3 separate regions of the Mus musculus genome follow, and regions 1 and 3 are each linked to region 2. A link is a loop called in an ENCODE intact Hi-C map of the cell type or tissue named here. Cell type or tissue: heart. All regions are shown on one strand. Each heading gives the region's core, and the rest is flanking DNA. Links, peaks and the distances in the headings are about the cores only. Region 1 overlaps Zfp148 (zinc finger protein 148). Region 2 holds the start of Zfp148 (zinc finger protein 148). Region 3 holds the start of Osbpl11 (oxysterol binding protein-like 11).

Region 1 (10,555 bases), core at 971-8,970, 96 kb before region 2:
TCTCTCAATGACTTCCAATCTACTAATCTTCTCTTTTGTAGCCTCTTTTGTATCACTTACTATACTGTTCAATTCTAGAACTTTCAAGAGCTTTTCATAGGATGCAATTCTTTGGTAAAATTTATTTTTCATCTATTTTCTATACTACATAAGTGACAGTTTACACTTTAAAGTCTCCTTCTGATATCCCTACAAAGAACAGCTCTATTTCTGGGCTGTTATTTCCTCTTATCATTTGGCTGCTCTAGTCTCTGGCTGAGAAGCACGGGCCAGGTATGGGGCGCATGCCTGTCAGCCCAGCACATGAGGCAGAAGGATCACAACTTCAGTGTTATCCTCGGAAAGTAAGTCTGAGAAGGGTCTTAGAGAGTTATGCCAGAGTATTTGGAAACAAGCTCAGCAATATTAAAATAGTACACCTGAAACTTTATACAGCTGTTGCTGACAGGAGGGAGTGCTCATGGGATTTTTTTTAACTGACTTTTGGATTAAATATGATTAGAAATGAACACAGGTCTTGAACTGAAATTACAATGAAATTTCACATATAATGTACTAACTGCATTTTAGTTTAAGTATAGCATTAATCTTTCTAAACAATGTTAAGTATAAAATAGTCACATACTTAAAATATTTTCCAATGACAATACAATATGATTGTGGGCATTTTCCTTTTATTTATTTATTTATTTATTTATTTATTTATTTATTTATTTATTGAAGTTGTTGTGGGCATTTTCCATTTATTTATTTATTTATTTATTTATTTATTTATTTATTTATTTAATGAAGTTGTGCCCAGTATCTGTGTCTGAAATACAATATGTAGGCAATGCAAACTCAAATTTACAGTAATTCTCCTGCCCTCTAAATGCTGAGATTTCAGAAATGTGCCATCAGAGCTGCTCAAATTCATTTCTTTTTGGTGCTTTAGTTGCATTAAAAAAAAAAAAAAGATTAACCAGCTGTCTAGGAAAATATGTGCTATGTAAGTTTGTATGATATATATATGTGTGATATATAAGATAATATAATGAGCTTTTGTTTGTTTTGCAGGGCAGATGCATTTGGACTTTATTTCATGCTTGTGCAAGGCAGCTAAAGGGCTGAAACAGTACAGTCAATGAAGAAGGGGCCCACCACCACTCCTGCCAGCCTCCACTGCATACTGTACCCTGCCTGGTTTACAGGGTCAGGATTCCAGCATGGCTCTGGCCTATTAACATGAAAGCCCAGGCCAGCGGTTTTGCCATGTTATGACAAGGGCTGGCACAGCTTGGCTTTGGGCTGGCTGACTGACTGCTAGATGTCTTGGAATATTATGCCAAGTGCACAAGGGAATTCAACGCTAAGGCCATGACTGTGACATGAACTTCCCCAAGAAGAAGAACCCTCTATTATCAGCCAGGGTAGCACCTTGCAGAGAGACTAGGCAGTGAGACCCAGCACTTTACAGACACAGAGGCAGTACTGGTACTGGCCATTAGTGGCCACAAGTGAGCCAGTGGACAAGTTAGCTGCCATACTGTAGGGCTAGCACACTAGCTGGTGACCCTTCAAAGGCCTTAGTATAAAATCATGGGTAGTGGGGATAGAAGCACTAAACCAAAGCCCATTTACCTAAATTGTTGATTTTTTGAAGTAAATAATAAAACTTGCACCTCCAGGCCTTTTCTTACATGTTCCAATTGTAATAGGAAAAAAAAAAATCTAAGCCTAGTATCTGCCAAAGTTTTAGACTTACATTTCTACATATTTCAGAATATATTAATGTAAACTCATTACCCTTTTATTTTTTTATATCACAGCAAGAAATAGTTATATGGTTCGGGGCCAGCCTGGTCTACAAAGTGAGTTCTAGGACAGCCAGGGCTACACAGAGAAACCCTGTCTCAAAAAACAAAAGAAAGAAAGAAAGAAAGAAAGAAAGAAAGAAAGAAAGAAAGAAAGAAAGAAAGAAAGAAAGAAAGAGGGAGGGAGGGAGGGAGGGAGGGAGGGAGGGAGGGAGGGATAGTCATATGGTAAATGATGTTAACTGTTACATGATCCAGGAAAAGATTGAAGTCTTTTCCATCAATCTACAGCAGAAAAGGCACTAATTATATATCTGATAATCTCAAAACTCAAAAGTAAGAAAATAATCCAATGTTTTTTAATGAGTGAGGGAATTATCACTCCATCAATGCGAGTAAGAAAACAACAACAACAACAAAAGTCCAACCTTTTAGAGCCCTAGGAAAGTGTAAATAAATACAGAACACTGGCTACTCTGATATAGAACCTGGGTTTGGTTCCCAGCACCCACATGATGGCTCAAAACTATCTGTAACTCCAATCTCAAGGTAACCAATGCTCTCTTCTGGCCTCCATGGGTACTAGGTGTGCATGCATTTGATGCATGAACATGCTTGTAAACAAAGCACCCATACATGTAAAATTAAAATGCCATAATAAATGCAAAGTAAAGCTCATTAGAATGGCCAAAGTAAATATGACAAGGTCAAGAATGCAGATCAAGTGGAGCATGGTGGTACATGCCTGAAACCCCAGCACTCAGCAAGACTATGCTATTGAACCAGCCTGGACTATACAATAAGAGCCTGTCTCAACAAAGCAGAACAATGAAGGGGGTGGGTCTGATGCTAAGGTCCTGTTCCCCAATTGGTTCTTGAGCTATCAATAAAGATGCTAGCAGCCAATTAGCTGGGTGGACTAGGCAGGACTTCCTGGTCCTTGCAAAGGGGGGGGGGGGGGGGAGGAAGGTAGCAGATACAGGATAAAGAGAGGGGAAAGGAGTTTTGGCCATGCTTCAGAGGAAGAAAAGCCAACCAACCAGGTGGAGTGATCATGGGTTACTTCTCCAGGCAGGAGGTTAGGGTACTGAGCAGGGACTAAAGGTAACTGAGCAACTGAAGCTGAGAGCAGGTTAAGAGGTGCTGAGCTAAGAGTATTGGGAAGGGCAGGTTAGCCATAGTAGTGCCCAGTAATTGAGCCAATAAGGCAGGTTGAAATTGAAAAACATGTGTCTGTGTTTTTCACTCACGGATCTAATATTCTCTGGGTGAGGGCTTGTAGCCAGGCCCACTTCCAGACCTTAAAGCAGGATAGCAAAATCTACACGCTACAGAACAAATTGAAAGTTCATCAGTTACTATAAAAATATAAAATAGCACAATCATTTTAGAGTAATTTACTGGTTTCCTATAAAACCAAATATCCATTTGCAATATAAACTAGATATTCCATCCTAAGATATTTTCAAAAGTGAAACACATGTTGACCAAAAAGCTGTATGCAACTTTAAAAAATACTAATTTTATTTTATATGCAAGGATGTTTGTCTACTTGTTTATCTATGTACCATGTGCCGTCTGGTGCCTTGGAAGTCAGAGGGTATCAGATTTCCTGAAACTGGAGTTAAAGATGGTTGTGAGTGGCGATGTGGGTACTGGGAACTGAACCTGGGTCTTCCAACAAGTGCTCCTAACCACTGAGCTATCTCTCGCTAGCCCATGTATACTATTTTTACCATTGAACAACCCTATATATGCTTCTACAAGTGCTTATATCCATAAAATGGAAAGCAACAAAAAGGAACAAATTACCAATTCATCAAAAACACAAAAGACTCAAATTTACTGATGAGGGAATTCAGATTTAGGACTACACATCACATATTTTCTCTTAAATAATATCTGGAAGAAGCAAAACAAGACAGAAAATATAGCTCTGCCTATTAAATGGGACAGAAAAATTTTGAACAGACCTTCTCTACCAACAAACAAGAGTGTGGCTACAAAGATGTATGTGTTTTTCAAAAAAGGACAACTAACACTATTAAAAGAAAAGGCTCTCTGCTAGCTGGGCCTTGTGGTGCACACTTTTAATCCTAGTGCTCAGGAGGCAGAGGCAGGCGGATTTCTGAATTCAAGGCCAGCCTGGTCTACAAAGTGAGTTCCAGGACAGCCAGGGCTATACAGAGAAACCCTGTCTCAAAAAACCACAAATGAATGAATGATAAAAAGCTTTTTCTCTCCACGTCTATACAAATCACTGACAAGCTCCAGAGGTTTTGTAAAGTACAGTAAGCCTTCCCAAGCACTACTTGCATTATATCCCACTACTACTTAGAAGAGGTCAGCCTGCAACCCAGGGACTCTAGCTGCGTTCATGACCCTTAGTGTGCAAACCTTTACTACTTTTACCTCTCAACTGTCATTCAAAGGAAGGTGATTATCTCACCTTCCACCAAAGGACTTCTAACACATGGATGAATACACCCAGTGCTAAGAATTTAAAATCTCAATGTCTGAGTAATCCAACCTTGGCCATACACAGCAAGTAGGCAATCAACCACAAGTGAGAAGGGAAGCCGAATTGCTATGTTTTATAGAAAGGACAAAGACTGAAAACTTGTTTGGGTAAAAAAGGCAGTAAGTCTTTCCTGTAAAAGAACCACACACAGCCAGGCTTGGTGGTCTACAAATTGATCTCAGCACCTGAGAGGCAGAGGCAGGCAAATCTCTGTTGAGTTTGAGGTTGGCCTGGTAACACAGTGACTTCTAATGATTGCCAGAACTAGACAGTAAGACCCTGTCTCAAATACAAACACACACACACACACACACACACACACACACACACACACACACACACACACACACAGAGAGAGAGTTTCAATGTGTTATAAAACTACAGACCCATTCTAGATAAGTAAACTAAAGAAGCCATTCACAGTAGATACTCAGAACCTATTGTTAAATGATCCTAATTCATGGGGCCAGAAAGATGGCTTAGTGGGCAAAGGTGTTTACTGTCAAGTCTGACAACCTAAATTTCACCCTCATGATGAAAGAATACAACTCATACAAGTTGTCTTCTGACTTTCACATGAACAACAGCATGCACATACCACTCTTGCCCTCTTACAAAAGAAATAAAAATATAAACAAAATACCAGTAAGTTGACTCTAATTTGGCATAGCTTTTTTTTATTCCAATAGCCAAAGGAGCAGAAATATACAATTATACTTAAATAAAATAAAGTACAGTCAGATAAGTACTATGAGGGTGAGGGTGGCAGGGAAAGACTAAGAATGTAGCCCTCAGTAGAACTTGTCTAGGACACAGGGCATTCAGTTCAATCCCTGGTACTCTAGCTACAAAAAAGAAAGTCTGATAAAGACAAGACAATGGTTGGGGCTGGACAGAGGGCTCAGCAGTTAAAAACACTGGCTGTTCTTCCACAGGACCTGGGTTCAATCCATAGCATCTACATGTAGGCTCACACCATCTATAAGTCCAATTCCAGGGAACCTGATGCTCTCCTCTGGCCTTCGCATTCACCATACATGCAAGTGGTAAAAAGACATTTACAGGTAAAACACTAATATACATACAAAATAAATTTAAAATGTAAAGGGCAAGGGACATGATATAAGCAAGGGAGTAGCTATAACTGACAGAATTTAGATCAAGTAGACCAAAGATTTGTAGAAATGATGAAAGGGGGCTGTCACAGTCAGCTTCAGCTGTGAACCTGACACCTGGAAACCTGCTTCAGTCAGCTTGGCCTGTGGTGCATTTTTTAAATTGCTGGTTAATATAGAAAAACCTAGTCCACTGTGGATGGGGCTACACCTAGGTAGGTGGGCTCTGTAAGGAGGAAGCAGCTTACCTCCCTGGTCTCTGCTTCATTTCCTGCTGCCAGGAGCTTCCCCTCAGTGACCTATAAGCAAATAAACCCTTCTCTCCTCAAGCTGCCTGTGGTCAGTGTTTAATCCCAGAAACAGAAATGCACACTTCAACAGCTAGACCTGGACAGCAGGGTACAGTGAAGGGAGGGCCTGGCCATGTTTCACAGGATGGCTGTGAGCTCTGAGAACTCTTTTTTTTTTTTTTTCCCAGACAGGGTTTCTCTGTGTAGCCCTGGCTGTCCTGGAACTCACTTTGTAGAACAGGCCGGCCTTGAACTCAGAAATCTGCCTGCCTCTGCCTCCTGAGTGCTGGGATTAAAGGTGTGCGCCACCACGCCTGGCTTCTGAGAACTCTTGATATGGAGAAGCCAACAAGAGCTCAGAGCTCTATGGGATGTTCTGTGTGAGCTAAAGACGGCTTGAGAGGCAGACAAAGAAGGCAAGGCTTAAACTGTTAGAAGGGGCAAAGGTTATCAGGCCATTTGTGTCGGATTTTGAATAAAAAACCTGGTTTCTTCCAGGCAGTGGTAGAACATGCCTTTAACCCTAGCACTTGGGAGGCAGAGGCAGGCATATCTTTGTTGAGTTCAAGGCCAGCCTGACCTACAGAGTGAGAGGATACACAGAAAAACCCTGCCTTGAAAAACCAAAAAGGAAAAGAAAAGAAAACAAAAAACAAAAAAACCAAACCCAAAGAACCTGGTTTTTGGTTAATAGGGCTGAAGAATCAGAAGAGAGCAGATCCAGCAATGCAGTCTCATCATCAACATGGAACCTGCTCTCCCTGGGACAATGGATGCTGGCTAGGTGGAGCTCAAGAGTCAGCTGTGATTACTGAGACAGCCTCATTGAAGCAAACTCTTCTGGGAAGTGTTCCTTGAGGTCAAATAGAGAAGCTGTGGTCCATATGGGACTAGAGCAGAGTATCACATACAGAACCGGTTCTGGCTGCATGAAAGCTACAGTCCTGAAGGGATCATGGAGAAGCTGACGACTGCCATCATGTGGCATGGCCAGAAGAAATGCCAAGAGAAGTCACTGGTAAAAGAGTCCAGAAGGAGATCCCTACAGACTGAAGATGTAGAACCACGGGATAACTGACTGCAAGAGCACCATGTATGGAGTGGAACAAGGCCGAGCCTACCCAAGAAGCTAGCGTGCCAAGGACAGCAGAGCTGGAGAAGTGGAATACTCAAGCCCTTTGGGATCCAGATGATCATGAGTGAGTCCCAGATGTCAAACATTAACCATTTACACAGTTCAGTTTTAGTTTTGCTTTGATCTGAATTTAACTGTGATCCAGTTCTTCTCTCCTAAAATAAGAAAATATATCACTGGCTCCTTGGAAAATCGGACATAGTACTACCGGAGGATCCCGCAATACCTCTCCTGGGCAAATACCCAGAAGATGTTCCAACTGGTAATATGGACACATGCTCCACTATGTTCATAGCAGCCTTATTCATAATAGCCAGAAGCTGGAAAGAACTCAGATGTACCTGAATGGATACAGAAAATGTGGTACATTTACACAATGGAGTACTACTCAGCTATTAAAAACAATGAATTTATGAAATTCTTGGGCAAATGGATAGACCTGGAGAGCATCATCCTGAGTGAGGTTACCCAATCACAAAAGAAGTCACTTGATATGCACTCACTGATACGTGGATATTAGCCCAGAAACTTAGAATACCCAAGATACAATTTGCAAAACACAAGAAAATCAAGAAGAAGGAAGACCAACATATGGATACTTCATTCCTCCCTAGAATAGGGAACAAAATACCCATGGAAGGAGTTACAGAGACAAAGTTTGGAGCTAAGACGAAAGGATGGACCGTCCAGAGACTACCACCCAGGGATCCATCCCATAATTAGCCACCAAACGCAGACTCTATTGCACATGTCAGCAAGATTTTGCTGAAAGGACCCTGATATAGCTGTCTCGTGTGAGGCTATGCCAGTGCCTGGCAAATACAGAAGTGGATGCTCACAGTCATCTATTGGATGGAACACAGGGCCCCCAATGGAGGAGCTAGAGAAAGCACCCAAGGAGCTGAAGGGGTCTGAAACCCTATGGGTGGAACAACAATATGAACTAACCAGTACCCCGGAGCTCGTGTCTCTAGCTGCATATGAAATTCTCTTAAAGACTGGGACTTTAAAAAAGTATCTTATATTAAGATATTAATAGGAGATTTTGAAAACAAGAAAGGAAAGGTTATAGTTTTAAGAAGAGGTTTGTGTGCCAAAACTGACAAAGTGGAACATCACAATTAACTTAATTTCTCAACCCGACAAGGAAACTTGTCTCAGCATGAGACCAGGGAACATGCACTGAGACATTTCTATCAGACAGGCTTGTGGTCCTGTCAGCGGAGCATCTTATTAACTGCTAATTTATGCAGAAATCTCAGTCCACTGTGGATTGTGTCACAACTGGACAGGTAGGCACAAGCTGTGTAAGAGAGATAAATGAGGAAGTCAGAGCAAGCCAGCCAGTAAGCAACGTTCTTCCTCCGCGGGCTCTACTTCAGTTTCTGCCTTGAGTTCCTGCTCTGGCTCCCTTGATAGTGGACTGTACTCTAAACGCTGAAATATGCCCTCTTCTCACTTACGCTGCTTTGGTTAGTGTTTAGTCACAGCAACAAACAGTAGTTTAGAGAAGAGGTAGAATGACTGAATCCTGGGTCCTTGCAGAGAAAAGGGAATCTTAAAATCCAGGTCCTAACAGTGTGAGCAAGCATGGCAGGTCTTACAGCAACGAAATAGAAATCACAGACACCGGGGTCTGGTAACCATCCCTGTAAGGAGGGACCATGCCTGCAATCGAATAAATGAGAGAGCCCAGTTGTAAAGGCATACACCTTTGATACGCCAACATTTATAAGACAGAAGCAGGTGGACCTCTTGAGTTCAAAGCCAGCCCAGTCTACATAGTTTCAGGCCAGCTTGGGGTATATAATGAGACACTATCTTAATAAAATGAATGAATGAATGAATGAACGAACAAACGAACGAATGACAGGAATGTCAACAAAATAGAGGCCTAAGAACTGAGAGAGTAAGGGGAGAACTAAGATAGCATATCCTATAAAATATATTAGACAGTAAATATATTAGACTTAGTGCTCCAAGAAGTAATCAAAGTTGCTGTATGATACAAATATAAAAAGATAAACTTCTACAAAGCTTTTATTAATAAAGTTCAAACCATAATATGAAAAGACTGGGATTCTCTTTTTATGGTAGGAAGTAATAATAATAAAAAAACTCAATGATAAGTTAGTGCTGAAGAGTGCTTCCTTAAAGGCTATTTTAAATGACAATGCTAATAATCAGTGCAGTTTTTAGCTGCACAGTGGTAGCAGTAGCGTATGACTTTAATCCCAGCACTTGGCAGGCTGAAGCAGGCAGATGGTTGAGTTTGAGGATAGCCTGGTCTACACAGAGAAACCATGTATGAGAAAGTAACTTGGAATACCCAAGATACAATTCATAAAACACATGAAACTCAAGAAGAAGGAAGACCAAAGTGTGGATACTTCAATCCTCTTAGAAAGGGGAACAAAACACCCATGGAAGGAGTTACAGAGACAACATGTGGAGCAGAGACTGAAGGAATGACCATCCAGAGACTGCCCCACCTGGGGAATCCATCCCATATACAACCACCAAACCCAGACACTATTGCGGATGCCAACAAGAGCTTGCTGATATAGCTGTCTCCTGAGAGGCTCTGCCAGTGCCTCACAAATACAGAGGTGAATATTCACAGCCACCCATTGGACAGAGCACAGGGTCCCCAATGAAGGAGCTAGAGAAAGTACCCAAGGATCTGAAGGGGTTTGCAGTTCCATAGGAGGAACAACAATATGAACTAACCAGTACCTCCAGAGCTCCCAGAGACTAAACCACCAATGAAAGAAAACACATGGTATAACTCATGGCTCTAGCTACATATGCAGCAGGGGATGGCCTAGTCAGTCATCAATGGGAAGAGGGGCCCTTGGGCCTGTGAAGGTTCTATGCCCCAGCGTAGGGGAGTACCAGGGCCGGGAAGTGGGAGTGGGTGGGTTGGTGAGCAGGGGGAGGGGGAACCGGGAAAGGGGATAGCATTTAAAGCGTGAATGAGGAAAATATCTAATAATTTTTTTTAAAGTAATAAAAACAAACAACAACAAAACACTAATGTGATTTTTATGTTTTCCATCTTTATGGAAGCTTATCACAAAGTACTGGTATCAACCCATGAAAACTGAAAGGAATTTGTAAAATTGCAATAAATTCCTGCTCTCTGGACTTTTAATACTTTTACATTATATACTACTAATTGCCAATATAAAAGATTGGGTGAGGTTAATCATTTAAGTGGATTCAGAAACACAGACATTTCCTTTGGATCACTGTCCAGAAGCTAACATAACTTGAGCTGGAATCCAATCCCACAAGGGCCTGAGCAAGACTCTCCTCTCCTCAGACGCTGCATTAAGTCCTCTCATCTGTACTTCTGACCAGTTGTAAGCTGAGGGTTCCCATGACCCCCTACTTCAGTCTTACGATTCACAGAACTCAGAAAAGCCCTTTACTTGTATTTACAACGTGGCTGTAAAGGATGTGGATGAACAGCCAGATTCGAGGCGAGTCTCCCCCCATGTAACAGTGCGGCAGTGGTTAAAGCTGTACTTGGGGACTCAACAGCTGCCACTGAAGTAAATTTGCCACAAAAGTAGTTCCCCCTGTAACACTAAGTTGGATGTATTAAGAAACATTTTTAATCTTAAGCAAACGCTAATTTCCAAAACCATCCTACAATGTTCATTAATAACAACTGAGTGTGGTTTACTTTATCCAGA
Region 2 (10,555 bases), core at 1,724-9,723:
CTAACCTACTCCACCTTCTTCCATAAACTCACAGTATTCAACCAAAGACCCTGTGTCCTCCATGCTCTCAAACTCAAACTCACAGAAACACTATTGTGTCCCTTTGTTCTTTGAAACAAGGTTTGCTATGTAGACCTGGCTGGCCTGGAGCTTCCCAAATGGCCTGAATCTCTGAGAGAGTCTCCTGCCTCTGCCTCCAGGGTACTGTGACTAATAATGCCCTCTAGCAATCATTCAACAGTTATTTATTAAAAGGTAAGCTGTTCAGTTTCCTCAAAGATTAAATAAAGTTGGAGTTCTAGAACAGGTTACAACCTAATTGACATTTTCAAAGAGAAAGCCAAGAAGAACTGATATAAATGAATGTGCAAAGAGAATACAGCTAGCCCAGTGGCAGAATCTTTGCCTACCAAGCACAAGACCCTAAATGTAATCTACAATACAAAAAGGGGGGGGGGATGAACAGGAGCAAATAGAATATTCAATATTTACAACTATATGTGAAAGAAATCTTGACATTAATAGTGAGAGGAGTACAATTACTTAGACAAGATTTCCTAAAAGAAATAGAACAGTATCTTCTTACTCCCCATATCTATAGTGCTAACCGCAATACTGACTCCATTCTTTTTACTACTTATTATTCTGTGTGTACATGTCACTTGCATGTAGAAGTCAGAGGACACTTTGCAGGAGTCAGCTCTCCCTTCTACTATGCAGGATCAGGACTTGAACTCGGGTTATCAGACCTGACAGCAAACACTTTTACCAGCTGAACAATTCTACCAGCCCTATTAATAAAATGTAAAAGTCAGAGTGAGGGGCCAGGGACATGGTTCAGTGGGGGATGGAGTTCACTGCAAAGCCAGGTGACCCAAGTTTGATCCCACAGACCCACAAGGTAGACCTGACTCACTCAGGATGTCCTCCACACTTAGACCATGGTGCATGTAAACACACACACACACACACACACACACACACACGTACACACACATAATAAATCAGTCCAATTTAAAAAGTTATAGCCGGGCTGGTGAGATGGCTCAGTGGGTAAGAGCACCCGACTGCTCTTCCGAAGGTCCAGAGTTCAAATCCCAGCAACCACATGGTGGCTCACAACCATCCGTAACAAGATCTGACTCCCTCTTCTGGTGTGTCTGAAGACAGCTACAGTGTACTTACATAAAATAATAAATAAATCTTTAAAAAAAAAAAAAAAAAAAAAAAAAAGTTATAGCCAGGCATGCAATGTGTGCCTGTAATCCAGAAGACAGAAGCAGGGGGGCAGAGGATTCCACAATCTAGGTAAGCCTGGACAATTAGCGAGTCCCAGGCCAGTCTGGAACTATTTAGCAAGGTCCTATCTCAAATGAGTGAGTGAACACCACAGACCTATGGAATGAACACTAATGGGTCATTTTAACACCTTCCCACATTTCATCAACTAACACTCTCCTGAAGACTGTCTAAGGATACTGCAACCCGGTAGGTAGTTCAAAGATGAACAAGCAATTAATACTTTCAAGCAACTCCTCATCTCTAGCCAGCAAAGCTAATGTTGCAAAGATGCTGGTTCCTACAACTCTTGTTTGAGTCCAAGCCTTCCCTTTCCCATTTCGCCCAATACTTCTGACTACTTTAGCAAAACCTTCTTTCCCTTTTTAAAGTTAGAAGTTTAAAGCCTATTCTAATATACTGGGAAGTTCAGAGATGCATGCTAAAGCAGTTGGTTTAAAGCATCTAAACTGAGTTTTTCAGCCTCTAAAACTCAAGGCTTAGACAGATAGGGCCATCAGGATGGTTCAGAGGGTAAATGTGCTTCGCTGCTTAATGATGCTGGCGAACCTGAGGACCTGAGTTCAACCCCTGGAACCTACATAAAGGTTGAGGAGAAAAACTAACTCCTAAAGCTCTCCTCTGACCTCCGCACACACTCACCTTGCTGCACACATGACCACACACATGCAATAATTTCTAAAATGTAAATAAAAGCTAAACTTAAAAATAAAATTTTTAATATCAAGGTATATCATCTAATACACAAAAATAACTGAAGAGCAGAATGGAGGATGAATAATAAAAGACATCAATGACATTCATCCATTTCACTCAGGGAAAGCTGACTTCTGTAGTCATGATCCAAAGTGATGACATCATTTTGGTGAAGAGAGAAATGATGGAGCAGAGCATGGTGGGATTCTTCCATAAAACAAAGACCAGAGATGATAAAGACCTACCAACCGCTTGGGAGAGCCAGAGAAAAACATGAACTACAGAAAAATTAATGCTTAGAACTGGCAGCCTGTGGTAGAGGACAAATGTGGGGGAGAGTATAAGATAAGGCAGCAGAGAGATCAATGTGATCAAAGTGATTATATACACATATGAAAATGCCATGCAGTAACCCATTATTTTATATGAAGTGTGATTTTACGGTTTTTTTTGTTTTTTTTGTTTTTTTCATAAAACAAGGTTTCTCTCTGTAACTGAGCCCTGGTTTAGCCTTGACTGTCCTGAAACTAACTCAGCAAACCAGGCTGGCCTCCAACTCACAGAGGTCTGCCTGCCTCTGCCTCCCAAATGCTAGGCTTAAAGGTGCACTCCACCTCCTGCTATGTGTTCATTCTCTTAAGGTGGAAGGTAAGAATATGGTTAAGAAAAAAGGGCTGGAGTTGTAGCTCAGTTGTAGTGCTTACCCAACATGCAAAAAAGTCTTGGGTTCAACGAGGCCTTTCAGTCCAGCACTCATTCCAGGCTGGCCTGATCTACATAATGAGTTCCAGGACAGCCAGGGCTACACAGAAAAACCCTGTTTTAAAAAAAAAAAAAAAAAAAAAAAAAAAAAAAAAAAAAAAAAAAAAAGGAGAGGGCTGGAGAGATGGCTCAGTGGTTAAGAGCACTGAGTGCTCTTCCAGAGGTCCTGAGTATAATTCCTAGCAACCACATGGTGGCTCACAACCATCTGTAATGAGATCTGACGCCCTCTTCTGCTGTGTCTGAAGACAGCTACAGTGTACTTATATACATAAGATAATTAAACATTAAAAAAAAAAAAAAAAAAAAAACTTGGTCCCCAGTTCAGTTCCCAGCACTGCAGAAACTAGTTGTGGAATTCACACCTGTAATGCCAGAAATCAAAGAGGCAAAGGTTCAGACAGTCAGGGTCATCTTTCCTACATACTTAAGGGGCCAGCCTGGGTGACAGAAACCTGTCTCAGAACACCAACACAAAAGCTCACTGGACACGGTGATGTGGGCCCGTGATCCCAGCACCTGGGAGGCAGAGGCAAGCGGATCTCTGTTGAGTTTGAGGCCAGCCTGGCCTACAAAGCCAGTCCCTCCTCAGACAGAGCTACACAGTGAGACCCTGTCTCAGAAAGGGGGGGGGGGGGCTTGCAGGGCACAGCAGGCAGCAGTCTATGAAAGCAAAACTGCAATGAACCCCTGTTTCATTGCTTTTCATTGTTAGTCCCTTCAGGACAGTTTTTTAAAATTACATATATTCATATTATTTGCATAAGAAACACAACATACTGTATTTGGCACTCAGTAGTAAAAGAAATGACAATACACAATACCAGTGCAGCAGAGGGAAACTGAGCCACGAACACCATGACAGTAAAAATGGGTGCATCATGTCAAGTAAGCCCTTTTTTAAAATGGCCAAAGAAGCAGCTAATAAGAGTGCGTCCTGCTCTTCCAAAGGACCCAAGTTCAGTTTCCAGCACCCACATCAGTCAGTTCAAAAATGCTTGTCATCCCAGCTCCCGAGGATCCAACATTCTCTTCTAACCTCCTTGGTTACCCTCACATCCATGGCATATGTTCACATAGACAAATACATATGCATAAATAAAAATAAGATCTTAGCTGGGCGTGGTGGCGCACACCTTTGCTCCCAGCACTTGGGAGGCAGAGGCAGGTGGATTTCTAAGTTCGAGGCCAGCCTGGTCTACAAAGTGAGTTCCAGGACAGCCAGGGCTATACAGAGAAACCCTGTCTTGAAAAACCAAAAAAAAAAAAAAAAAAATCTTTTTAAAAGTGAGCAAATCTAAATGCACTAACCGGAAAATTTCCAAGTTTTTTTAAAAATAAAAAAATCCAGTTATTTCTATAAGAAAAATTATAATGAAAGAAAAAGGAATGAATATACCTGAGTTTCCTTCCCCTCTCCCGAATGTTACCCCATCCTCCCCATTATTCTCTTTTCCTTCAACTGCCATGAAAAAGATCTGTCACATTTAACATACTCGTCTTCCCTTCAGTTGAAATGATACCACAACACATTATGTAATTTCTCTTAATAACAAAAGGTGACCACTATCCAAATAGAATTTAACACATTGTTCTAGCCGGGCTGTGCCTTTAAGGAGGCACAGGAAGGTGGATTTCTGAGTTCCGGGCCAGCCTGGTATACAACAGCAAGTTCCAGAACAGCCAGAACTACAGAGAAACCCTGTCTCAAAAAAAAAAAGCAAAACAAAACAAAAAGGACAAGACTCTGTTCTCACCCAGTGTTCCTTCTTGAAAAATGTGGTCTACTGTGCATTCAGGGAGTGCAGAACTTGGTTTCCTAACATAGGGACTGTCCCTCCTCATGAGACCTCGACTCATCCTGTCACTTCAGATTTCCTTAGGCATTACAACCACTCCTGACCTCCTTATAAGCTAAGATAACAGATATTCTAGATGCTCTGCCTACATTTTGCTTGCAGATGTTATTTTCTTTAATAACATCATGCCTCCGTGAAAGAGTACACCCGGAACTGTGAATGGAAAAGGATCTCCCGCCAACCCGAAGTATAGAACTAGACAAATGGAGCCTTCAAAGACCAGACTAGAATGCACCAACTCTTGACCCGGACAATTACAATCTATGTCCTGCAACCTAGGCTGAAATACGGCACCAGCTCTTCTGGTGGTACCATATAAGCTAGGCAGTGAAGAAGAACACCGCCAGGCCACGTTAATTCCTATTCCACCGTCTTCCAGGACGGTGTTCATCCACCCTCCGGTAACAGACAATACTCCAAATCTGCTAAAATTCTCAACTCCGTGGCCTCAAGAATGCCCAGAAGCCAGGCGGTTTCTCAAGGTCTCTTTCAAAGATTTTTCAGTTCACTAGTGCGGCACTAAAATGTCTCAAACCAATCTACAGGCTAAGTGACTAAATTCTCAATGACCCCCAACCAAGCGGGGACCCACACTTACCGGATGTCATCTACTGAAGAGCCCAAACAGGTTCCGAACTAGGCCACTCTGGCCCATCTGGAATAACTCTTTAGACCTTGGGCCAGCATTTGATAATTATGCTACATCTGTCTATTCTATTATGCATTCTCTGCTTCTTTTCCAATATTTAGCACTCCTCTGGCTTCAAACGCTCTTCCTTCTATCCGTAGAAACTACTCTAGCCTTCTTCCCCTTGCCTTGGAAACGCTTCGGTTCTTTCCATAATGAAACACCTAACGTATCTGCACAATGAACACCCTCAGAATCCTCAAGACTGCTCCACAGCCACCCCCGGCATTCCTCCACCTATCCGGCATCTTCCCCTCCGGCCCCTTTCTCCCCTTTCGCACTCCTACTCGGCTTCCTGCAAGCAATCCCCTTTTCACCAGCCCCTGCCCTTCCCTGCAGCCAACGAGCACACCGAGGCAGCAGCGGCGACCGAGGCCTGCGGTGCAGAAAGCACTGCACCAAGACGGCGGAGAACCCCAGGGTCTGGCCGGCCTCGTCGCCCACAGCCTGGCACCCCGAGGCCTCCCCGCGTGCATCCCACCTTCCTACCCGACACCGGCCGCAGGCCTCGGAGGCCGCCCGCTCTCTCGCCTCCGCCGCCCCCGTCATTCTCCGTTCTCCAAGCCCCGACCCACCATCCTCGCGTCCCCAGCCCCGCGCTCCCCGCGGCCTGCGCCCGCCGCCTCCCGGGCCGCCCCCCGGCCGGCCGGCCCGCCGCTCCTGCGGGTCACACCGTCGTCGCCGCGCTCCCCCCCCCCCGACCGCGCGCCGCCCCCTCCCCTCCCCCGCCCTCCCGGGCCCAGGCCTGCCAGGCCGAGCGTTTACCGCGGGGCTGGCGCCGAGGCGCGCGGTCACTGACTGCAGGCGGCGGCGGCTCCGACCTTCCCACGGGCCCGACGAGGAGGGCGAGGGGGAGGGGAGAGAACTTTTGCTGTGGCAGCTCCGGCGACAGCTCCCACCCCTGCGCCTTTCTCCTCTTCCTCCCCCTCCTCCTCCTCCTCCTCTTCCTCCTTCTCTTCCTCCTCCCAGAGCAGTCGAGAGGCAGACATGGCGCGGCTAGAGCGTCGCCGCGGTCGCCGCCGCTGCCGGCGCGGTGCATTATGGGAAGCATCGCACACAGGAAGCGCTCCGGGCCGCCGGCCCTCGCTTGGCGCGGAGACCTGGCTGCGAGACCAAGCGTGGCTTTGATTCTGGCGCCTGCGTGTCAGCAGCGCGGCGTGGCCGGGAAAGCTGGGCCCCGCTCTGGGGGTCCCCCTGATGGGCCTGAGAGGAAAACGCTTTGAAATTGATGGGAGCTGGGAAAGCCACTGAGAGGGACGTCCTCCCCTTGAGGCTGGGTGCGTGCCTGGCACCCCGAGAAGTGAAAAATGGGGATTAAATAGCGGCCCAGGCCCTGGGAAGTGGAAGGGGCGGGAACGTCGATGAAGGGTTTAGCCAGGATTTCTTGGATCTTTCTTTTATTCTCTTACCTAGCCTCTCCTCTTTTTCCGGAAGATGCTACCCTGCACCCTTGAAACTAGAAAACCTGGTTGGAGTCTGCAAACCGCGATGCAGGATGTGGGCACCGAGAAAAAGCAAGAGATCCCAGTCAGGACTTCGTTGGCCCAAACCACGGTCTGCATGTCAGCAAAGACTTGGTTATAATCTCTGCATACCTAAGATTGCTTAGTTGAGCCATCTTTTGGCAGCCCTTCGACGACCTTCACTAAATCCTGGTTTCTTAGGAGCGCCCTCATTTAACACCAAGGCCCTTTAGTTGCCTATACAAAGGGAGGGCTTACAGTTAATGACCTTTGTGCCCACACAGTAGTACAAGGTCAGCTAACTTAATGTGCCCAGTGAATGTCGATCGGGTTATTGGGAACTTCCTGAGAGATGGAGCACCTTCGTTAGGATTTCTGTTTCACAATCTCAAGGCTTTATTTTAGCACCTCTCTGCAATACTTAAACATAACCTTTGAGGTGAGAGGGAAAGGACATTAAAATATCTACATAACCATTTCTGGAATTCTCTCCTTGTCCACACCCACCTCCCCACCCCTTGAATGTTCATTTGAATAGGCTTTTTGGCCAAACTCCAAACTCCCGCATTATGCACTTGTGATGACACTGAATTAGATTACTGTCTGCAAGGTTAATATTCCCTCAGGCGTTAACCTTAGTAAACCGCGACGCCTTTTGAAGTAGCTGAGGCTCAGAAGTTCAGCTGAATTCAAACACAGTTAACTAAGAAAAGCAGGGATGAGCCCACAGCCTCACAATAAACTCTACTTGAACCTTCTCCACTAAAAAAATATAAATTTTAATAAGATGACAGTGCATATTCTGAATGCTAATTGTAACAAAACCGTGATACAAGCTAGAGCAAGGGACAGTTAGCTGGAGGACAGCCTTCTGGCAACTTCTAGCAACTGCAGTGACATCAAATTCAGATGTATTTTTAAAAAGGGAAGAGAAGAAAAAAAAAACCCTCTGGCAGCCAAGAAGCTAACTTTTAGGTTTAAGCTGTGGTAAAGCTAATAACTAGAAAGAGCTAAAAGCCTAGGGTCACACCCAGTGGACTAAGATGAATAGGGTTGCCACTAGGAATACATCTCTTTGTTTCTGAAGAGAATTAAGACAAGGAAGAAACAACCATCTAAAATGGGCAGAGTGGAGAAGACTACTGACCATGCCTTCAAAGTAAGAGTGATTGAAGGCTCTTGAAATTCTTGCTGGTCCATTTTTTTTATCCAGACTGCTGCTGCTTACCTTCCAATACCAGTCTTGGCCACGCAGCTTGCTTCCTTTCCATCTTAAATTTCTTCCACTCACCCACTTTAAAACAATGAGAGACAGCCATAAGGTAGTGACGTTAATCCCAGCACTCAGGAGGCAGAGGCAGGGGTATCACTTGAGTTAGAGTCCAGCCTGGTCTACAGAGCAAGTTCCAGGACAGCCAGGGCTTCACAGAGAAACCCTGTCTGAGATGGCTCAGCATTTCAAAGCACTTGCTGCTCTTTCAGAGGGCCCAAGTTTCCAGAGCACCTGCACACACATGGCAGATAATATGCACAAGCACACACCATGAATAAAAATAACTCTTTAAAACAAATGAAGGATCAGCAAGGGGGTTCAGCAGGTGACCGCACTTGCTTCACAAGATAGCAACCTGAGCTCAACTCACACTAAAAGTAGATGGAGAGAATCAATTCCACAAAGTTGTTCTCTTTTTTTTTTTTAAAGATTTATTTATTATTATGTCTAAGTTCACTGTAGCTGTCTTCAGATGCACCAGAAGAGGGCATCAGATTTCATTACAGATGGTTGTGAGCCACCATGTGGTTGCTGGGATTTGAACTCAGGACCTTCGGAAGAGCAGTAGGTTCTCTTAACCACTGAGCCATCTCTCCAGCCCCAAAGTTGTCCTCTTAACATCCACAGGGGCACCCCTAATGATAAATTTTTAAAATGACTGTACACTTATACGAAGTTACAAATACAGGGCAAAACAACTCCTTTATCTCTTCACCCAGCTTCTCCCAATGGTGTGATATAAAACTATGGAGAGCCATCAACAGCAGCAGATTGGCAGGAGCCTGTTACGTAGTGCCCACAAAACCGGGCAGTATCTGTGACCTTTGAACCCATGTGCATCCTCCAGGGGTTTGGTTTGGTTTGGTTTGGTTTTTGGTTTTTCAAGACAGGGTTTCTCTATGTGGCCCTGGCTGTCCTGGAACTCACTTTGTAGACCAGGCTGGCCTCGAACTCAGAAATCAGCCTGCCTCTGCCTCCCGAGTGCTGGGATTAAGGGCATGTGCCACCACACCCGGCATGTGCATCCTCATGTGTGTTTAGAGTTTACCTCCATCCTATGTAGGAGCACAGGTCTGTCCCCACAGTGAGGACAGAACCACTCCTTACCAGTTTGTGGTAGTGCACATCTTTAATCCCAGCATTTAGGAAGTAAAGGCAAGTGGACATACATGAGTTTGAGGAGAGTCTGGTCTACAAAGCAAGCTCTAGGAAAGGACAGCCAGAGCCACATAGAGAAGCCCTGTCTTGAAACAACACCACCACCACCCCCCAAGCAACCACTCTGATCACAAAAGAACCCCCTCATACCACCTGTCTGTATCTGAATGTTCCCCTACAGCTCATGTGCTGACTTAGTACTCGATGCAATGGTGTTCAGAGGTGGGGCCTTTGTGAGGTGATTAGATCCTGGGGGCGCTAACCCTAGCAAGGGATTGCTAAAGCATCATAGTTTATCATATCACTGAGAAATAGAGTAGGAAACAAACCCTGGTTGAACAAAACAGGCTGTGTGCCCTTGAAGGATGTGTTTGTTTGTTTGTTTGTTTGTTTTTTAAAGATTTATATATCTAAGTACACTGTAGTTGTCTTCAGATGCACCAGAAGAGGGTGTCAGATCTCATTATGGATGGTTGTGGGCCACCATGTGGGTGCTGGGATTTGAACTCTGAACCTTTGGAAGAGCAGTCGGTGCTCTTAACCACTGAACCATCTCTCCAGCCCCTGAAGGGTGTGTTTTATCCCTGGACACAGCCCTCTTCTCCCTTCCTTGGCCACCATGAGCTGAGCAGCTCGCTCTACCACTTGCCATGGTCTTCTTCCTCACCATGTCCAAAATTTCTTTGGCACAAGCCAAAATCAACGTTCCTCCCTTATATCAGGTAGCTATTCTCCTTCTCTTTGTTACTATTTGGTTTTTTGTTTTCAGTCCTTTTTAAAAATGCTAGATAAGCATAAATCATTTAATATATCACACACATACATATGTCACATATGTGGTTTTTTTTTAATTTATTTATTATATGTAAGTACACTGTACTTGTCTTCAGACATTCCAGAAGAGGACGTCAGATCTTGTTACAGGTGGTTGTGAGCCAACATGTGGTTGCTGGGATTTGAACTCCGGACCTTTGGAAGAGCAGTCAGGTGCTCTTACCCGCTGAGCCATCTCACCAGCCCACTCCTATGGTTTCTGAGAGCTGGGATTAAAGGCCATCACGCTCAGCAGCATACTATTCCAGGAACTGTTCTGAGTTGGAGATGTAGCACATCCCATGTTCCCAGCACTGAGCAGGAAGAGGCAGGAGGATCTCAAGTTCAAGGCACCCTCAGCCACATAGTCAGCCCAAGGCCACTTTGGAAAGTTCGAGAGCCTGTGAAAGAAGGGGGGGAGGAAAGAGAAGAGAGAGGAAGGAAAAGAAAGAGACCACTATGGTGTGTTCCTGAGTGAGTCTATCATTTAAAATAACTTTACTGTGTATGTTTATTTATTCGTGTGGTGGGGTGGTACATGTCA
Region 3 (10,555 bases), core at 753-8,752, 200 kb after region 2:
ACACTGAGCGGTCTCAAAAATCATTGTTATGAGTTAGAATCGTAGCAAAACATGAGACAAATCATGTATTAAACTAGTTACTACTATCAGTAAAAAGCATCCATTCATTTACAGCCTATCTTCTTTTAATCCTTCTATGCAAATAACCAGTCATAAAAATTTTTCTAGTTACTAGCTATGGGATCCTGGCCAACTCATTTCAACTTCCATTTTCTTCTCTGTTTACAGAGACAGTGCCCATTACCTTCCTCTGAGAACTGTGGGAAGTCCACGTCCCTTCATTCTGAAGCAAGCTGAATGTGAGGCATTCACTCAGGCATACTGAGTTGGACACATCTAAAGCCCAGGGTATAATCTCACTGCCCCAGATTCATTTATCCTCCACATTTTCAGAATTTTAAATGTGGGTGACAACTGGGGTCAACTGTCCTTCCTTTCCTCCATGAGTCCCAAGAGAGAGCTAAAAAGCAGACCCTTCCTATTTAAATTCAAGGTTCTGGGTGACCATGACTTCGAGGAAAACAGAGAGAGGACACAATTGGCTTCGCCAAAATACTCAACCCACACACACTGTGAAATAATAAGTGCCGCTGCTTTAGCTGGGTATGGTGGTAACATGTCCTTAATCAACTTGGAAGGCTGGAGGCAGGAAAGTCTGGGGTTCAGGGCCCCAGCCTGGGACAAGGAGACCTACTTGGTCCTCCTGCCACCTCCCTCAGAGGTACAAAGGTATGGTTTAGTAAACTCCTCACAGATTTGGTGAGGCAGAGAAAGGGGATCCCTGGGTTTAGAGAGACCTTAAAGTGGAGACGGCTGCAGAGAAAGCAGGTAAAAGCATTTGTCACATCACGTAAGTCTGGCAACTCAAGTTCCATTTCTGCAACCCACAAGTGGAAGCAAAGAACTGACTGTCACAACTCCCTTCTGACCAGGGTGACATGGACACCCTGGTACACGTTCACACACACACACCATTACACACCCCCTAACACATACACACACACAAGTTTTTTCTTTGTCATTAAAAGTGCTCTAAGGGGCCAATGAGATGGCTCAGTAGGTACAGGCACTTGCTGCCAAGCTTAGTGAACTGAGTTCAATCCTTGGAATGCACATAGTGGAAGGAGAGAGCTGACTCCTGGCTCGGGCCTCCACATGCCCATGTGGCATACATGCCTACACACACAGACATGTATCATTTTATTTTATTTAAAGCTAAAATATTGTTGGCTTACATGCTTGCAAGGTTCTAGGTTTGTCTCCTATATTGCTAAAAGTAAGTAAGTGAAATCCTAAAATATATTGAATATAAGTAAGTACTTACTAAATAAAGAAATAACACAACTTTATCTGGCACTGTAGCTCACACCTTTGATCCTAACACTCAGGAGACAGAGGCAGGTAGATCTTTGCATTCCAGTCCAGCTTGGTCACAGAACTAGTCCCTAGTTCCAGGGTAGCCAGGACTACACAGAAAAACCCTGTTTCCAAACCCAAAAAAACAAACCAGAAAGAAACAGGGTTGAAGAGCCGGGTGTGGTGCTGCATTCTTTTAACCCCAGCACTGGAGAGGCAGAAGAAGCAGGCAGATCTCTGTGAATTTGAGACCAGCTTGTTCTACCTATAAATTCAGGCCATGCAGGGTTACATAGTAAGACCCTGTCTCAAATAAAGGGGGTAGGAGGCAAGGGGCAGGGGCTGGAGATGGGAAAGTGGTTAATACTGCTTGTTACATAACCATGAGGCCTGCTGTTCAAATCCCTGTACCCACTTAACAAGCCAATTCCACAAATATCTGTACCTACAGCTCTGAGGACCCCAATGCCCTACCTGGGCTCCTCGTGCTCACAGGCATGCATACTGCACACACATGAGAACATGCTTACAAAGACATGCACACACACAGATTAACAAAAGAAAAAACACCGGGCAGTGGTGGGGCATGCCTTTAATCCCAGCACTCGGGAGGCAGAGGCAGGCGGATTTCTGAGTTTGAGGCCAGCCTGGTCTACAGAGTGAGTTCCAGGACAGCCAGGGCTACACAGAAAAACCCTGTCTTGAAAAACAAAAAAAGAAAAAAACAAAAACAAGAAGAGGAAAAACAAATAAAACAAAACAAAACAAAACTTGGGAGACAGAGGCAGGTAGACTGCTAGACATCTGAGGCCAGCCTAGTCTACAGAGTGAGTTCCAGGGGTACACAAAGAAACTCTGTCTCAAATAAAACAAAACAAAAAGAGAAATCAGTAAAAATACTTTCTCCAGGGAGGGAAACTAGGTGGCTGGGACTAGCATTTAAGGCAAATATGTAATCCTTCTATCTATATTTTTAAAAAATAAATTAACAAAATGTTTTAAATATGATATTAATATTAGGATTAGGAGGATAAGGAGTTCAATATCATCCTCAGCCATTCTCAAATCAATCAATCAATCAATCAATCTCTCTCTCTCACACACACACACACAGTGTACCCAACTATGTACATTTTCAAAACTGAGATAGTATCAAATTACAGTAGAGATTAAAGCTACTGGTGAGATTTGCAATGTTCAGACAGGTAGTTAAAAACCTGGCTCTTGAGTTCCTGAAAGATTTCCTGACTCGGACTCCATTAGCTGAGGTCAGAAAGGAGAAAGAGATAGAGTCCACAACACAAGTAAGACAGCCTTGAAAAGGGGAAAAGCCAACCTAGGCAACTAAAGGAGAGAAAAGCCAACCACCACCGAGACACTGAGGACAAACAAAGAGAAAGTTCTGTCAGGAAGTCAAGAAAGTGGGGTGCCAGTGCAGCTGTGGCCCAGGGATGAAAGGGCTGGCTTTCTCAGAGAACTCAAGAAAGAATTCTAAAAGCATGTGTACTTACAGGGAACTCAGGTGGAAGAAAGACGTAAAAGTACTCATTGTTCCTTAGTAGGGACAGAGCAAATGGCCTGAGTTGTTTGAGAAGCAGTAAAGGATTAGGTCACTTTTTGTAATTGTTATTATTTTGTTTTAAACATCTTTAGACTCTAAACCTGGGGGAGAAGCCAAGAAAAGGAGACCACGAGTTGTTTTGTTTTTTGGTCTGTTTTTTTTGGGGGGGGGTTTCGAGACAGGGTTTCTCTGTATAGCCCTGGCTGTCCTGGAACTCACTCTGTAGACCAGGCTGGCCTGGAACTCAGAAATCCACCTACCTCTGCCTCCCGAGTGCTGGGGTTAAAGGCGTTCGCCACCACCTCCCGGCGAGACCATGAGTTTTGAGCACCTAATATTTGCTCTAATTCTACTTCATTTTTCACTTTAATTTAGAGTGGTTTTCAGAATTGCTACTATAAGACTGACCTCTGGTTATCTTGAACTTTTCCTTACTTCCTTGAATGATATCAAAATATCCCCACAAAAAAGAATTTTCTTATGGTTCATCTTAACACATAAATTGAGAGGGGCTGGAGAGATGGCTCAGCAGTTAAGAACACTAGCTGCTCTTCCAGAGGACCTGGGTTTGGTTCCCAGAACCCATGTGGCAGCTCCATGATGAGTCCAGGTCCAGAGGATCTGATGCCTTCTTCTAGATTCAATAGAGCCAGTGCACACATATGCAAACATACATACATACATACATACATGCAGGCAAACATTCACACCCATAAAAAAATAAAATGAAAAAAATCACAAAGGGGGAGAGTTACACTGACTTGACTTCAATCCCCATTGCCAATTACAAAGTTAGCTACTCTTCTCACTTCTGTAGGTTCATGCCTGCATATTTCACATAGACATATATTTGCATATTAGGTGATACAGGGTGATATATAGTCCTAGCTGTGCTGGAATTTACTATGCAGATATGAGGCTTGCCTCAAAACTCACAGAGATTCTCCTGCCTGTCTCCCATGCTCCAGGATTAAGAGAGAGCACCACCACGCCCAGCCCACATCTGCATATTGTAACACACGCGCAGTTCATACATATGGATAGTACTCATGATAAATATGTAGCTTTCACAACATCTTGGTTCCTACCCCTTCCAAGTCTTACAAGTGTAGTCAAAGAGTTTAACACAATCAAAAACCAAACCAAACAAACAAAACCAACTAGAATTAAACATACAAGCAGTTACCCAAAATTTCAGTATTCATCAGTGTAGATCCAACATTATAGGATGCCCTAATTCCATTCATTCTTAGAATTATGGGTAGTAATCTCTCCCTATACTATATATATATATATGTATATATATATATATATATACACACACACATACATACATATACATATATTTTTTTGTTTTACAAACCCTTTATACATATATTTTTTAAAGCACCAAAATGAAGCTTTTGATATTTCTCCAAGTTTTTCATTTACATTAATAAAAACTAACAAATGGCCGGGCGTGGTGGCACACGCCTTTGATCCCAGCACTCGGGAGGCAGAGGCAGGCGGATTTCTGAGTTCGAGGCCAGCCTGGTCTACAAAGTGAGCTCCAGGACAGCCAGGGCTACACAGAGAAACCCTGTCTCGAAAAAACCAAAAAAAAAAAAAAAAAAAACTAACAAATGTAGAATTTCAAGAGTTTTCAAGTAGCCTGATTACACTCTACTGCTTATCAGCCTCTGTATTTAAGTCCCTCCCCTTCTCTAAGTCACAAGCAACCAAAGGATAAGATCTTCTCTGACTCTTGTTACTCGAATCATTCCACAAGTTTTGAAGACCAGCATTTGCCTCTCAAAGCGCTGAGTTCCACAGTTTCTGCTCTAAGAGACGTTCAGGCTTGCTTGTAAACAGATTACAACAGAGGCAAAAACCAGAAGTGAGTGTAGAGATAAATCAGAGGAAGAATAAGCCCTTGGATAATCGAGAAAACTCTGGGGTACATTTCTGAATTCCTCAAAGGGCCTCAAAAAATTACCTGTTGAATGAATTTCTGAAGAAAGTCAATCCTGCTCACGAAAGCAGGGTTCTATCTCCAAGTCAGATCATCAGCCGCTTTGGAATTGGCCTTCCAACTGGGATATGCAGACCCCATCACACTCCGAGCCACCCCAGAACATCACTTTGGAGGGCCATACCTGTACTGCCAGCCTTTCGCACTGCCACCGCGGCTGCTGTTGCTGCTGCTACTGCTGATGGCACCCCCACAGCTGCTGTTGCCGCTGTTCTTGTTCGGGGTCACTGCTGTGGCCAAGCCCTCCAGCTTCCCTTCACTCTCGGAGACTTTCATCACCGATGCCGGCTCACCTCCCTGCATCTTAACTCCAAAGTTCATCTGCCCTTCTCGGGCGAGGGACACCAAGTGCAGAGTTATTTTGTAAGTACTTTTCCCCCTTTCTCTCTCTCGTTTTTTTACTCTCAACGGGATCTCAGACCTCGGCTAGAGTGGAAATCGACAGTGGTCCAGAAAAAGAGGACACGCATTTCCACTTTGGTTAAAAGTTTTAAAGAGCACGGGTACCCTTCAGATAGATGCCTCTCCCGAGCAAGAACAAGGAGGACAAATCACCCCGCCAGAGGGCTCGGTGCCACACTCCGAGGAGCAGCCGGGCGGCGCGGGCGAGGTCGCGGATCCTCTGCCTGGGAACGCGGGGCAAGGACGGGGTCCACGGCCCGGGAGCCCCGGAGCCCACGGCCTGACCTCAGGACTCGGGGGTCGGGCCAGCCGCGCCGCTTCTTCTCCTCAGCCGGGTCCTCGGGAGAAAGGGCCCTGTCCAGCCAGCTCCGCGGTTCCCACCGCAGCCCCGAACTGAGCCGGAGCGGTCGCGCGAAGCCCGCGGAGGGTCGGGCAGACGCCGCCGGGCAGGACGCGGGCTCCGAGGCCGCTGAGCTTGGGCCGGAGGCGAGGGGTTCACCGTGGCCTCCTCCGAGAGCGCTAGCCCTGGAGCCCCACGGAGTTCACAGGAGCCGACCGCTCCCTGGAGCTTCCTTAGCCCTAAACGTAAAAGCCAGAGCCAGGGCCCGGGCCGCCGCCCCACCCACAGCCGGTCACCCACCCGCCTGCTAGCTCTCCCCGCCTTCCTTTCCGGTGTCGTGTGAGCTCATTTCCGCTAGCATTGAAGCGGCGGCGCCATCTTTGATTGGGGCAGACGATCCCGAAAGGAGGCGGTGACCGGAGCCTCAAGGGAGAGAAGGAGCTGAAAGAAGCAGTGGGGAAAGAGGCAGCAGGCGGGAGGGAGGGAGAAAAAGGGAATGAAACGGTCTTGCTAAACAGGTCCTATACTCTCTTGGGGAGCCCCATTCCTTGCCTTTTAAGGGAACCTAAAAAAATAAGAATTTACAGAACAAAGTGGGGAAAAATAACTGATCAGTCATTTTTGAGCAACAAAAAACCCAACATGATATTGGACTAAGGTAAATCGTCTTAAAGAAAAGGAAATTGTCTTGGAAATTAGAGCTCTTGGTGATGCTGGAGAAACTTGAAGTAGATTGATATAAAAAGGATTTACTAATAAGCTTACTTAAAAAGGACCAATAACACTGGAAGAAAAGTAGTTTATTGCCACGTTTGTTACAAACTGTAAGAAAGAAAACTTTTACCATAATTGAAGTTTGGGGTCTCTGAAGAAGTTTCTCTTACTGTTTATCCCCTCAGCTTGACCTCCAGTTAGGCTCCACTCCCACAGCAAAAGGAGACAACCTGCCATTATACCCATCAAAGAGCATTCCTAAAACAAGACACAGGGGCAATGCAGGACCACAACCATCTGCAAGGCCCAGCCTGCCATTAACTCTTTGTCTAGGCACAGGGAAAGTTTACCTCTACCAGGTGGGCATGATTAACCTGGGTAACAACTACTTGAAAGAACCACACTGGTGTACTTAAGAAATAATCCTTAGCCGGGTGTGGTGACACACGTCTTTAATCCCAGCACTTGGGAGGCAGAGGCAGGCGGATTTCTGAGTTCGAGGCCAGCCTGGTCTACAGAGTGAGTTCCAGGACAGCCAGGGCTACACAGAGAAACCCTGTCTCGGAAAAAAAAAAAAGAAATAATCCTTGTCTTAGGGTTCTCTGGAGTCATAGAACATATGGAGTGTCTCTATATAGTAAGGGAATTTATTGTAATGACTTACAGTCTGTAGTCCAACTAACCCAACAATGGGCAGCTGTGAGTGGGAAGTCAGGCCTGTGAGGCTAGTATAAGCTGGTCTTCTGTGGAAATAGATTCCAACAGACTTGCTAGCAAGTAAGTACAATCAGTTGAAGAAGAGTGAACCTTCTTTCTTCAAGGTCCTGATGTAGGCCTCCAGTAGAAGATGTGGCTTAGATTAAAGGCGTGTGCCACCATACCTGAACCTAAAACTTGCTTTGTCCCAGGCTGACTTTGAACTCAAAGATTTGCTTACCTCAGTCTCCTAGAATTAAAGGTGTGTGTACCTTGCCTGGGCCTAAGATTTTCATGGCCACTATGGCTCAAGATCTCCATGTCAAGATCCAGGTCAAAAACCTGTCTTCCAGCCTCAAGATCTGGATCACAGGTGTGCCCTCCATTTCTGAATTGTAGTTCATTCCAGAGGTAGTCAAGTTGACAACCAGGAGTAGCCATGACAATCCTGATGATAACTTTGCTGTGCAACTGTCCCATTTGCCCAGAGTTGCAGTCTCCTATTTCCTCTTAAATTGTTCAAAGTGTGACCTGAAAAGGATTTAAGGATGATGGCCTCTGTGGAATGCAGAGGCCTATGGTATATCTCAGTTAGCAGAGGAGTCTTCTATTCAAGGCTATCTCCTCTTTAGCAGGAGGCAGAGTTGGATTATTACTAAAGAACATTGCTCTTGGTCTCATATAGTGTCAAGTGAACCACATGGAGTTCTCTGTCTACCTAGTCCTGGGTCTGGTGGTTATGGTGAGTGAATGCTATCACTGGGTTCTGGTTATCAGCCTTGGGTGTAGGGGAATTCTTGTCTAAAAGGCATGTTTTACTATGTTCATCTGGACAACATGGAAGTAACCCCTACAACTGAGAATATAAATAAATACATACATACATACATACATACATAAATGGATTTGGGGAATGAAACAGATAATCGGTGAAATGTGGTGGAGAACCTGACTTAGAGAAGGAAAACGTGTATAAAGGGATGTCTCACAAGATAACTTTTAAAATGAGAGGATGAGAGACAAGGATGCTAAGGGAAGAACTGTGTTAGGAGAGAGAGCTCCCACATGATGGAGTCCTGAAGGAAAACCTTCAAATCCCAGAACCAAGGAGGTTTCCAAGTTCTCTAAGCAGGTGGCAGGGTTTTCCACACCATGTGACAGCCAGCCTAGCCTACTTGACTCCTGGCACAGAAGTAGGCACCAGGTAGGACCATAAACTTTTTTTTTTCAGTTTCCAGGGAGAAAAACATGATTTGTTTTCCAGCCGTAGCTGAAACCTGTCAATTTTTTGTCTCAAGGACAGACTTTAGGGGAGCATGGCCCGACTTTCCCAAGGCTACCTACCATATCTGGCCTCTTAGACTGACCGGGTCTTCAAGCAGCAGGTCTAACCAGTAGAATGTCATGGAGATTTTTAACTGGGAGGGGCCTGTGAGCTGATTAAGAGTTTTAAGTGGGCTGGAGAGATTGACCCAGAGGGTAAGAGCACTGACTGTTCTTCTGAAGGTCCTGAGTTCAAATCCCAGCAACCACATGGTGGCTCACAACCATCTGTAATAAGATCTGATGCCCTCTTCTGGTGTGTCTAAAGGCAGCTACAGTGTACCTACCCTTAGCGCCACAAAAACGAGGCATAGTGGCACCCCTGTAAAGCCAGCACTTGGGAGGTGGAGACAAGAGAACCGAAAGTTCAAGGTTACCCTCAGTCACATAATGAGTCTGAGGCGAGACCAGGATACATGGGACCATGTTTGTTAGAAAATAAACTCGAAGTGTGTATAGAGAGTTGATTTTAATGAAAGAGAAAGGGAGACTGGTTATTAATAGCAGATAATTATACAAAAGTAGGTCATAAATGATAGTGGAGTCATAGCAGGTGTGATGAGGAATACGTCAACCCAGGGTTGACATGAGGGTAACATGGACTGTTGTGGCAAGAGTCAGAGAATGACCGCAGGTAGCCAGACCCACCATGGAATGCAGTTACTGGGAAAGCCAGTGCCAGGCTAAAAGAATGCAATTTGAATGTCACTACTTTGTTTTGTGTAAGAAGCTCACCAGGATAAGTTATAATGAGAGACCCTTGTGGAATCAGAACGAGAGAAACTGTTTGCATGGATTTGGGCTTTTGTTGTTGTTGTTGTTGTTGTTGTTGTTGTTGTTGTTGTTGTTGTGCTGTGATACTAGGGATCTAGCACAGGACCTCAGACATGCTAAGCAAGTGCTTTACAACTGGGCTATACCCTCAGCCCTGTTTTTCTTTTTATTTTACCTTGGGGGTCTTAAGTTGTCAAAGCTAACCTTGAACTTGTGATTTCTGATCTCGGCATTCCCCCATAGCTGGGATTACAGCCTGCATCACCAGGCCCAGCTAGATATTTGTTTTTGCTTGTTATTGTGTATTAGGGTCTAAATCTGACCTTCACTCAGTGTCCAAGGAGAGGGGAAGCCATGATTTGAATAAAGAAGATGAATGCACTTTTCTGAAACCTTCAGTGGGACGCCGGATGCTGGGAGGTTGGGGTGCCTTCCATAGCAATCCTGCTGGCCAGTAGATCTCCTCTTCTGTGGGAGAAGCTTCAGAGTGGCTTCAAGAGGTAAAACTGACATGAGCTCTGCCCATGTGACTTTAGGCAAGGGACCCAATAAACCTCTCTGGATCTGTTTTCCCTCATCTGTCAAGTAGTAACAACATCTCTGTGGAGGACTGAACTGTGTCTTCATTCCCACAGATTGTTGAAGCCCTAACTCTCCCTTCCGTGAGATGGTGTTTGGAAGCAGGACCTCCAAAAGATGATTACAGTTAAATCAGGTGGTGTGGATTAGTGTAGACAGTTGTCCTTGTCTTAGGAGTTACTGTGTAGGAAGAGACTGAGAAAGCTAGATCTCCCATCTGAGGATGCTGGAAGAAAACAGTTACGTATGCTAGCAAAAGGGCCCACACCAGAAAGCACACACACTGTGCCTTCGTCCTGGACTTTCACCCTCCCAAGCTGTGAGAAAAGCCGTTCCTGCTGTTTGAACCATCCAGCCACATCCTGTATCTCTGCAGGTCAGCACACCAAAACCTTTTTTTTTTTTAAAGGCCACTTTTGTCCCCCAAATGAAATGTAGTTTTTTTTTTCTAGCCACATTCTGACTTTACAACTAGACCCATCTGTATGTCTCTGTAGGTGCAGAATCCTAATAATATTATGTGGAGTCACCAGCATGTGCAGTTGGTGAGTGTGCAGGGACAGTCACCTCAGCTTCTAGGTCACCATTCTCTCCTTACAGGCTTCCCCAGCCACTCTTTATTATTATTATAAAATATTTATTCATTCAGAGAGAGAGAGAGAGAGGAGACAATTCCCAGGAGTCATTTCTTCTTCCACCATGCGGGTTCTGGGGATGGAATTCAGGTCCTCAGAACCTCCCTCTGGCCCCTTCCCTTGCCATTCTTCATAAAGCATACATTCTTAAATTGTTCTATCTA

What was found. A loop is a pair of places that touch in the nucleus more often than their neighbours do. Peaks named below come from ENCODE experiments on the same cell type or tissue, not always from the same donor. Only the 100,000 strongest peaks of a DNase experiment are listed, where the experiment ranks them.
Region 1: it touches region 2 in a loop (2.1-fold over the local background); 5 of 42 quality-filtered maps call a loop at or near these places.
Region 3: it touches region 2 in a loop (4-fold over the local background); 2 of 42 quality-filtered maps call a loop at or near these places.

Annotation. Positions count from the first base shown.
Region 1 is chr16:33,472,233-33,482,787 of GRCm38, reverse strand. The region is part of intron 7 of Zfp148 (zinc finger protein 148); the gene reads right to left. Among named protein-coding and RNA genes, the nearest start is that of Slc12a8, 41 kb to the left of the region's middle. In heart, for the core only: a CTCF peak has its summit at 1,484; no DNase peak of the experiment used is centred there.
Region 2 is chr16:33,376,542-33,387,096 of GRCm38, reverse strand. Zfp148 (zinc finger protein 148) reads right to left here and starts at 6,322. Exons shown (of 9, transcript NM_011749.4): 1 at 6,070-6,322. 1700007L15Rik (RIKEN cDNA 1700007L15 gene) reads left to right here and starts at 6,361. Exons shown (of 2, transcript NR_045709.1): 1 at 6,361-6,581; 2 at 6,718-7,243. In heart, for the core only: CTCF peaks have their summits at 6,475 and 8,520 (motif pointing right); DNase peaks (open chromatin) are centred at 5,786 and 6,286; H3K4me3 peaks cover 3,195 bases; H3K27ac peaks cover 2,969 bases.
Region 3 is chr16:33,180,498-33,191,052 of GRCm38, reverse strand. Osbpl11 (oxysterol binding protein-like 11) reads right to left here and starts at 5,982. Exons shown (of 13, transcript NM_176840.3): 1 at 5,053-5,982. The coding sequence starts at 5,249. In heart, for the core only: a CTCF peak has its summit at 5,483; DNase peaks (open chromatin) are centred at 5,112 and 6,022; H3K4me3 peaks cover 1,783 bases; H3K27ac peaks cover 1,665 bases.